2 separate regions of the Homo sapiens genome follow, and region 2 is linked to region 1. A link is a loop called in an ENCODE intact Hi-C map of the cell type or tissue named here. Cell type or tissue: PC-3. All regions are shown on one strand. Each heading gives the region's core, and the rest is flanking DNA. Links, peaks and the distances in the headings are about the cores only.

Region 1 (5,383 bases), core at 347-5,346:
AGGGTGGTAAGAAATCCCCTCCAAGCTGGAAACCATCATTCTCAGCAAACTATCACAAGAACAGAAAACCAAACACTGCATGTTCTCACTCATAAGTGGGAGTTGAACAATGAGAATACATGGACACAGGGAGGGGAACAACACACACCGGGGCCTGTTGGGGGGTGGGGAGCTAGGGGAGGGATAGCATTAGGAGAAATACTTAATGCAGGTGATGGGTTGATGGGTGCAGCAAACCACCATGGCACATGTACACCTATGTAACAAAACTGCACGTTCTGCACATGTACCCCAGAACATAAAGTAAAATTAAAAAAAAGAAAAAAAGAAAATGCCTCCTGAAAAAGTGACATTTGAATCAAATGTGAAGTGTAAGTAAAAGTCATCAGGTAGGCCTGGGGTGGGGAAAGGGAATAAGTGACCAAAGCATCCAGGTCTCCAGGGTATTATTCTTTCTCCTCATATACCCTGAAACTCTCTGAGTCTTGATTTTCTCATTAGCCTCACTGCGGGGAACAATCCTCACCTCAGTGTGTGGTTTGTGAGGATGCCATGAGAAAATGTGTTTCATGTGCCCTGCATAGTCCTTGGCATAGAGTTCCTGCTTGATCAATGCTAATGCCCCTACTCATTCTTCTGATGCACCTAATCTTTCTCTTGATGTTTCTAATTATTTTCCTGGTGCCTCTAATCATACTCCAAATAATAGCAACAGATAGAACATGTGGCTGCTCAATAGGCCACGACAGGGAATTGGCTTTCACTGAGAAACAGCAAACTCGTATACTTCCTCCAAGTTGCAAGGATAATTGACCTCTCTCTGAATTATATCTGGATCTATTGTACTTATTTGTTTGTTCTATTGAACTGAGATTCAGGAGACTTAGATTTTAGACTTCAATTCTGCCATCACCTTACAGATAAGTCCAGAGGTTGAAACTGATGATTGGAAATTGTTTTTGTTTTACAAATTAAATTATCCCCTTTCTTCTTTCTTTCTTCTACTTCTTTCCCCTCTTCCTTTCTTCCATGTATCCTTCCTTGCTCCTGTCCTCCTTCCTTCCCTCCCTTCTTTTCTTCTCTCCTTCTTTCTCCCCCTTATTATTTTTTATTAAGTACTATATTCAGTAAAACCTGCTACGGGCCAGGCGCTGGACTAGGTACTAGGTATGGAAGATAAACTAAGGTAGATATTTTCTGGCCCTCCTATAGCTCACAGACTCATGAGGAAGACAGATGGAAAACACAGCTATTGAAATAACTGCAATGAAGATCAAGTTACTATGGAAACATGTAACCACAATCTGATCTAGTCTGGGAGGTCAAGAAAGTTACATCCCAACTATATCCTAATGATGAGAAGGATTTAATCAGGTTGGGGGTTGAAGAGTAAGCCCTTCCAGGATAAAGTAATAGCATTTGCAAAGACTTTGAGGAGAGAACAATGCCGTGTTAGAGATACTAAAACGTGGTCAGCCTGACTGGAGGGTAGATATTGAAGATAACGGCAGCCTAAGGGGAGGCTAGAGAGAAAGATAGCATGGCAACCTGCTCATGACAGGCCTAGTAGGCCACATGAGGCAATTTGAACTTTATCCGAAGAGCAATAGGAGTGGCATGATGCTGAGAGTCCTCCACCTCCTTCTCAAACCCATGCTTTTATTTCTCTAAAAACTCTAGCAATAATTTATGAAAACCATTTCCTTCTTTTCCCTCGCCTCACTCACTCATGCCTGGAGGGACCCACCCTAGATTTTGCCCCAACCTCCATTAACAGGGCAGAATTGTAAGGAGTCCCAGCTTGGAAAGTTGCCCTTGGAGCCTGGGGCTGCAGCTGGCATTGCCCACCACATCACTGACCCAAATGTGAATCAACCAGAAATTATTGGGTGAAGCTCATTCATTGGCTGTGCCCTCAGCTATGCGGTCACAGTGGAAGAACTGGCCCCCTGAAATAATCACGCCTGCCCATCGAGGAACATCTGAGTCAATGGCTCCATTCATTGGCCTGCCCACGCCTCCCAGGTCTTCTTCACTCCAGAGATATATGGCAGGATACCCATATATACAGCTGTCAGTGGAAAACCATTGCATGGGTGGGGGTGGGTGGAAAATATCTTTCTTTTTGCAAATTTATGGAAAGCAAATATTGCAGTTCTCCTCCTTCATGACGCTAAATATAGCAGGTAACAGATCCTCCTTTTAAAATGGACACTAATTTTTTTCATAAAGAAAGAATAGCAAAAACACAGGAGACAGGCAAATCTGTTACAATCATTGAGTATTGATTCAAAGGCCAATTCTTTCTATGTAGGCCCCAAACCACCCATGCAAAGGATGGCTGGCATGCAGTGGTAACTCAGAACTTACTATTAACAATGACGTGTTTGTGGTCAGCAAATTCCTCCCAAGGCTCTAAGTCCCACTCCAAAGTATATTCCTTTTCCTCTTCTTTCTGCACAGCAAACTCATTTCCTTGTATAATTTCAGTCCCTCTAGACATACTAGTGTTAATATTAATGAGATAAAAATATAATTTTTAAAAAGATCAGTAACTTCATTCCATTCTTGATCTCAGCATTATTGATATTTTGAGCCAAGTATGTCTTTGTTGTAGGGGCTGTCTTGTGCATTGTAGGATGTTTCACAGCATCCTTGGCCTTTACCCAGTAGACGCCAGTAGCACCCCTTTTTCCTCCCACCCAGAAGCTGTGACAACCAAAATGTCTCCAGACATTGCCAAATATCTTCTGGGGGTAAAATCACTCCAAGTGAAGAACTACTGGTTTATTCTCATACTTAAGAGGCAACAGAGCACAGTGGTTAAAGATGTAATAGACTGCGAAGTTGAAAAGAAACTAAGTTTCTTTGCGATTAATTTTCTTTGTGATTTAAAAGCTGTATGACCTGTAGCAAGTGATTTAACATCTCCAAGCCTCAGTTTCCTTGGTAACATGAGGAAAAGAATATACCTTACTGTTGTATTGAGAATTACATAATATAATGTGGATAAAACAATTTGCAGGGCCTGGAACCTAGTAATTACTTAATTAATGAAACTTGCCATTAACTGGAATCATTATTATTGATCATCTGTTTAGCTGCTTCATTCCTCTTTTTCAAGTTTAGTCTTCCTTCCGTGCTCCTTTTTCCTTCTCTATTCACTTACTATCTTAAAATATATCTATCTCTAAATTAATAACATACAGAAAATTGCTGTATTACTAACATTGCCCATGAAGTCTAGCCCTCTGTTCTAAATTTCTAGAAAACTGCTCTGCTTGAGTGTCATGGGATGCATCAAAAGCAGAATGTTGAAAAGCAAACAAGCCCAAATTTATCAGGGATGACTAAGAGAAAGATTATTAAAGGAAAGGCAGAAATATGAATTGTTTAAATGACTCAAGTGAGGTCACAGTTCTTAGACAAACAAAACAGATATAAAATCCCTTGAGGAATAAACTTGGGATTTAATATGATCATAGCAATCTTAGCAATACATAAACAAACAGTGGAGTGTCTAGAGTAAATAATCCAACCAGAGAAAGGTCTGATAAGAAATCATCAATCCAATTAATTGATAAACATTCATTATTTCTAGGAGCTGATTTCTGCTCAGTTTTACAAAGGACACTCTTGTGCTAGTGAGCGAATTAAGTTGCAATCAATTTTTTAAGGCTACTTCATCTCCAAGCATGGGCATTTTATCAGAGCCTTTATCATAAACTTAATAATGTCTCCTTAAAGATGATGATATGGTTTGGCTCTGTGTCCCCACCCAAATCTCATCTTGTAGCTCCCATAATTCCCACGTGTTGTGGGAGGGACCCAATGGAAGATGAGTAAATCATGAGGTTGGATCTTTCCCATGCTGTTCTCATGATAGTGAGTGGGTCTCAGGAGATCTGATGGTTTTAAAAATGGGAGTTTCCCTGCGCAAGTTATCTTTTGCTTGCTGCCATCCACATAAGATGGGACTTGCTCCTTCTTGCCTTCTGCCATGATTCAGAGACTTCCCCAGCCACATGAAACTGTAAGTCCAGTTAAACCTCTTTCTTATGTAAATTGCCCAGTCTTGGGTATGTCTTTATCAGCAGCACAAAAATGGACTAATACACTAAATTGGTACCAGTAGAGTGGAGCACTGCTGAAAAGAGACCTGAAATGCGGAAGCGACTTTGGAAATAGGTAACAGGCAGAGGTTGGAACAGTTTGGAAGGCTCAGAAGAAGACAGGGAAATATGGGAAAGGTTGGAACCTCCTAGAAACTTGTTCAATGGCTTTGACAAAAATGCTGATAGTGATGTGAACAATAAGGGCCACACTGAGGTGGTCTCAGATGGAAATAAGGAACTTGTTGGGAACCGGAGCAAAGGTGAATCTTGCTATGTTTTAGCAAAGAGACTGGTGGCATTTTGCCCCTACCCTAGAGATTTGTAGAACTTTGAACTTGAGAGAGATGATTTAGAGTATCTGGCAGAAGAAATCTCTAAGCAGAAAAGCATGCAAGAGGTCACTTGGGTGCTGTTAAAGGCATTCAGTTTTATAAGGGAAACAGAGCATAAAAGTTTGGAAATTTTGCAGCCAGACAATGCGATAGAAAAGAAAATCCCATTTTTCTAAGGAGAAATTCAAGCCAGCTGCAGAAATTTGCATAAGTAATGAGGAGCTGAATGTTAATCCCCAAGACCATGGGTAAAATGCATCCAGGGCATGTCAGAGGTCTTCATGGCAGCCCATCCCATCACAGACCCGGAAGCCTAGGAGAAAAACATGGTCTCATGGGCTGGACCCAGGGTCCCAGTGCTGTGTGCAACCTTGGGACTTGGTGCCCTGCATCCCAGCCACCCCAGCCACAGCTGAAAGGGGCCAATGTAGAGCTTGGGCTATGGCTTCAGAGTGTGTAAGCCTCAAGCCTTGGCAGCTTCCAAGTGGTGCTGAGCCTGTCAGTGCACAGAAGTGAAGAACTGAGGTTTGGGAACCTCCATCTAAATTTCAGGATGTATGGAAATGCCTGGATGTCCAGGCAGAAGTTTGCTGCAGAAGCAGGGAGCTCATGGAGAACCTCTGCTAGGGCAGTGCGGAAGGGAAGTGTGGGGTTGGAGCCCCCACACAGAGTCCCTACTGGGGCACCACCTAGTGGAGCCTTGAGGAGAAGGTCACCATCCTCCAGACCCCAGAATGGCAGATCCACTGACAGCTTGCACCGTTTGCCTGGAAAAGCCACAGACACTCAACACCAGCCCATGAAAGCAGCTGGGAGGGAGGCTGTACCCTGAAAAGCCACAGGGGCAGAGCTGCCCAAGACCATGGGAGCCTACCTGTTGCATCAGTGTGACCTGGATGTGAGACATGGAGCTAAAAGAGATCATTTGGGAGCTTT
Region 2 (5,383 bases), core at 175-5,174, 120 kb after region 1:
CTCTGCTCTAATGGAGACTGTATTCTAATAAGGAAAGGGTGACAGACTGAGGGTGTAATGAAGAAAAATGAAATCGAATCAGGGCTCACAAAGTGATGAAGGCTGGGGAGGTGAGGAGTCTTATGTTTTATGAGTTGGTCAAGGAAATAATCTCTGAGGATTAATATAGGAGCAAAGACTTTAATGAAGCAAGGGAATTAGCCATGTGAAGGTCTGTAAATGAATGTTCCAACAGAAAGAACGATAAAGTTCAGGGATGGGGGTGAGTTTGGCATATTTGAGTAACAGCAAGAAAGTCTGCATGTCTAGAGCAGAGAAGGCAAGGAGAGAGTGGCAGAAGGTAAGCTCAGAAAGAGGGACCAGGTCAGATGCTGTTTAGGGGCTTACAAGATGTGACCATGGCTTGGGATTCTATCCCACTTTTGAAGGAATTCTATTAAAGGGCTAAGAGAGCAGTATTATGACTTGATTTATCTTTTCAAAGGATTACTCTTAGGACACTGGTGAGAAGACCACAGGGAAGTAAGAAGAAGATATCAATTTGGGAGAAAATGTCTGTGGTTTAAGGATTATATAAAAATGGCTTGACTTGGGGTGATAGGAGAGTGAAAGAAGATAGCTCTGGATATGGTGCAAAGAGAGAGCTGATGGGTCTTATCCATGGAGTGGATATGCAAAGTGAAGAAAGTGAGCAACCAGATTATCAGTTGAACATGTCCTATTAAGGGGAAAACTGGAGAAGAAGTAAGTTTGGGGTGGTAGAAATCTGGAGGTCTGTTGTGTGTAGATCAACCTCTTATAGACATCCAAGTGGGATGAAAAGGAGATATAGATACAGGTGTGGTGCTCAGAGAAGACACCCATGCTAGAGAATAAATCTGGGGCTCAGCAACATATAGGTAATATTTCAAGTCAGGGGACTGGTTGGGAATACCTAAGAAACCAGAGAGAAGAGAAGAAAGCAAAGAGGAAAAGGAATGGAAAACAATGGGAGAGGAGGATCAAACCCTTGGAAACTCTATGACTCAGTGCTCAAGCAGAAGACAAAAGACCAGGAAAGGAGATTTAGAAGGAAATAGGAAATACTGGAATACCAGGTGTGATGGTTAATACTGAGTGTCAACTTCATTGGATTGAAGGATGCAAAGTATTGTTCCTGGGTATGTCTGTGAGGTGTTGCCAAAGGAGATTAACATTTGAGTCAGTGGACTGGGAGAGGCAGAACCACCCTCAATCTGGGTGGGCACCACCTAATTAACTGCTAGTGTGGCTAGAACAAAGCAGACAGGAGAAGATGGAAGAGCAGACTTGCTGGATCTTCCAGCCTTCATCTTTCTCTCATGCTAGATGCTTCCTGCCCTTGAACATCAGACTCCAAGTTCTTCAGCTTTTGGACTCTTGGACTTACACCACTGGTTTGCCAAGGGCTCTCAGGCCTTTGGCCACAGAATGAAGGCTGCACCTTTGGCTTCCCTACTTTTGAGGTCTTGGGACAGATCCACCACTGGCTTCCTTTCTCCTCAACTTGCAGACACCCTATCATGGGACTTTAACTTGTGATTATGTGAGTCAATTCTTCTAATAAATTCCCTTTCATATATACATATATTCTGTTAGTTGTGTCCCTCTAGAGAATCCTGACTAATATGCCAGGAGAGAATGAGGAAGGAGTGCTGTCCCTATAACAAAATTAAGAAAGTGTTTCAAAAAGAAATCTATGATTAATAGGACCAAGTGGTCCTTAGAGGTTGAATAAGTGAAAATAAAAAAAATTGATCATTGAATTTGTCACTGTAGAGGCCACCCATGAGGGTGAGAGGTGGGATAAGGGTATGGGAGTTTGAAAACAGAGGATAAAATGTGACAAAGTCATGCTAGAAAATTGGAGCAGGGATTACTTGGGGAAATGTAGAGGAAATGCCTGAAGATGATGAGGGTACATTTCAGATGTTTGTCTTATATTTAAAGTGAGATCTTCAGCAACATTGCGTTTTTATCCTACAATGTTCCTAAGCAAACAAAATTCCTGTGTAACAAAAGGAGATGGTCAGAGGTAGAAAGCTTGAAATCAAAATCTTGAAAACGCACAATTACCAGCAATGACAAAGTTCAAGGTTAAACTACGTGAGTAGATGTTTAAGAGGTCACTATAATGACAGAAGTAGTCTTGAAAAGAAAGGCAGTAATGTAGGAGCTGGACTGTTCAATCCATCTGGAGAAGCAACTTGGGAGATGGCTGATGACCAAAACAAAAGTGGGAAGAATAGCCTGATGGTATGCTTTTCAATGCAGTTATTAATTTTTGAGAAAGGAGAGAATTGTTGGGAAATAGTAAAGAAAATGCCTACCTTAGGGAACTAGAGATGTGGAAGGAAAACCTACCATTTGTGAGGGCTGCAGTATGCCTTAGAGCCTCTGGTCTACCATTTTTCCCTTTGGAAAAGAAAGATAAAGAGAAGCATCAAAGGAAGAATTTGAGGATATAGATGAGAGATGATGAATTTGAGAGGACAGAGTGAAAAAATTGGGGAGATGAGGAACGAATGAAAATAGTTCAATTTAGGAGCTACACAGAGCCACCTAGCGATGAATCTAGGTGATAATGAATGGCTGATGTTCTCTATTTATTGTAGCAATTGATTAAAATGGGAATGTAAGATTGGAGGGATTGATTTCCTGGTCTTTTATGTAAAGGTGGGTAATTCTAATTTAGCCACCCTTTTGGGACTGGTCCCTTAGGTTACTTGCTGTGGCGATGTTAAGGAAGTCTCTAAGGCAGTAAATAGCGACCTTGTTTTTACAATGAGAACATGAAATTCTGCTGCCCTCTAAATCCCACTGTGGCAGTACCTGATCCCAAGTCCTGCCAAGTGCATATGAGCTCAAGAAGCCTTCTTAACAGACTGCACAGGATGGTGTCACCGCGGGAAGAAAGTACTGGTCTTAATAAGAGCCCTGACAGCCAGGGTTGTTAAACCCATTTTACAGATAAATAAACTGAGACCCTCAAATGTTTAATAAGGTCAGACAGTTAGGATGTGTTGAAACTGGTCTCTCTGATTCAAACTCCAGGGCTTATTGAACTTGATCAGCTATTCACTTCAATTCCACAAATGGCTGAGATTGCAACCGCCAGCCCCAAACCTCACAGGCTCCCCATTCTACTCACCCAGAAGCACCATTTTCACTCTTCTCCTCCCTAAGAACACTGGGCAGTCTCCTGTTGCCATGGCAAACTGTGGGCCATGTAGCCACCCTGACAAAGGGCTACTGTGCCCTCTGACTAAATCCCACTCACAATGTCTGATTACCACATGCAAACCCAGCTTGGACAGCCTCCCTGAAAATCAGTGGGCTGTTTTCATGAGTGAAGCTTTTTTCCCCTTCTAATTTAGCATTTTCTTCTATTACCAAAAAAGGGCAGATTTCCATATTCCAATTCTCACCAACACTCCCTCAGAGACTACACTTTACTGAGATCAGTTCGTTCTCTAAACAGTGGTTTTCCTGGCCACATGGTGCCAGCCTTCCTCATCCTCCCTATCCCCTTTCTGTGGCTTAGGGAAGATACAAAGGTGGCCTGACTTAGGTGATAGGAAAGTAACCGAAGGGAGTAAGAAACAGTCAGGTTATGGTTTGAAGGTAGAGCCAACAGGTCCTTTGACGGAGTCAATGTGGGAAGTGAGGCAGGTGAGTGGCCAGGTAAGATGGCAGGGTGGAGGAGGGGCAAGTTCAGGGGTGTAGACATTAAAGGAGTGTTTTATACAGGTTAAGTTTGTCTTACTTATTGAGCATTCAACTGGAAATGTACAATGGATACTCCAGATGTCTGGAGCTCAGCACATCTTATGAATATAAGGCAGTCATTCTCAACATCAGCATGATTAGCAATTTGGACTGGATAATGGTTGGCTGTGGGGAGCATCTCTGCACATTGTAAAATGTTTAACAACATCCCTGGCCTCCACCCACTAGATGCCAGCCACACCATTCCCTCCCCCGGGGTGTCAAAACCAAAAATTTCTTCGAACATTGCCAAATGCTCCTTGATGGCAGAATCACTCCCAGTAGAGAATCACAGATTTAGTGATAACTAGTATTATCCATTTTCTACAGATGCTCATGCACCTATTTCTGTGTATTAACTGGTAGGTAAATTTAGCAATAGAAAATGTTCTTTTTTTCCTTTTTCACATACTTAGTTATATGTACCAATTTGTAATTTGCTTACTTCACATAGGATGTCTAAACATGCTAGTATATAGGAAGCTGCCATTTAAAAATATATATATATGGTATAGTATTCTGTAGTTTGGATATATTCTGTTTATCTACAACTATATTATTGAAACTTTAGTTTATTTGTGAGGTGGTTGTTGTTTTGATACTGTAAATAAAATTGCAATGAATGTCTTAACACATATGTACTTATTTCTCAGAAAAAGAAAACTGAAATTGTTGGTCACAGAGTATATGAATTTATAAACTTCATAAATTGCCTCGTGTAGATAGTTTATAAAAATAACTGCTATAATTTCCTCCCTGTATCCAGTCTCTTTTGTTATTTGACTTTGTGGCTCCTCTATCTTTTGAGTTTGGGCTGACTTTGTGACTTACTTAGATAAATTGAATGCAACATAGCACAGTCAGGAGCAAGGGGCTGCTTTAGACATCATCATGCCCTTAAGGCATTGCAGTCTTGACCTTAGGGACAGTCAAGTATATAGGAGATGAAGCATCAGGGAATTGAATCAGGGGAGCAAGGAGGTTAAAATACTTCACAGGGGAAGCCAGATCTTGCAGGTTGGGTGGCAGAATGCCTGTCAAGGACCCATCCATAACAGGATGCTTCAGTTTCATCTTCCTCCAGATCAGAGCTGATTAATCCCAAAACCTCTGGGTCTCCTCCCCATGGATAGACCATGGGGAAGGTTGACAGATACAAACACCTGCTAATGCAGTGAGGTGAACAAGGGCGATGTAATTTATTAATTTCCCATCAAAGAGTTAAGCCCTGTGCTGATCTATCAGCCCAGGAAGTAGGGGTCCGTGGAAAGTATATGATTTTTTTTTTCAGAACATAAATTATGTCTCACATAAATGGCTTAAGAGGGAATTAAAGGGACACATTTCTTTGGGATAAAGAATGTTGAAGGCAGCTGGTTTTGGCTTTGCGTCAAATCAGAGGGTGGGGGGCAATGTCTTGAGAAGCTTTGGGAAACAAATTTGGAAGCTTCATCCTTCTCCCTCCCTCCTGTTGTGCCAGGATGTCTCCTTTGACATCTGAAATACCCTGTTGCGCTATTCAACTTTTTTTTCTGAACCAATGCTCAGCAACACTGTAGTTTGAATCAGTGGAGTGGCTGGTAAACCCCTTTTTGTT

What was found. Hi-C counts contacts between places; a loop is a spot of excess contacts. Peaks named below come from ENCODE experiments on the same cell type or tissue, not always from the same donor. Only the 100,000 strongest peaks of a DNase experiment are listed, where the experiment ranks them.
Region 2: a loop joins it to region 1, with 2.0 times the contacts of the local background. A loop is called at or near these places in 1 of 110 quality-filtered maps.

The regions. Positions count from the first base shown.
Region 1 is chr9:115,347,723-115,353,105 of GRCh38, reverse strand. All of the region lies in intron 4 of DELEC1 (deleted in esophageal cancer 1), which reads right to left. Among named protein-coding and RNA genes, the nearest start is that of DELEC1, 210 kb to the right of the region's middle. In PC-3, for the core only: no CTCF peak of the experiment used is centred there; a DNase peak (open chromatin) is centred at 3,355; H3K27ac peaks cover 1,662 bases.
Region 2 is chr9:115,223,524-115,228,906 of GRCh38, reverse strand. All of the region lies in intron 1 of DELEC1 (deleted in esophageal cancer 1), which reads right to left. Among named protein-coding and RNA genes, the nearest start is that of DELEC1, 84 kb to the right of the region's middle. In PC-3, for the core only: CTCF peaks have their summits at 2,393 and 2,592; no DNase peak of the experiment used is centred there.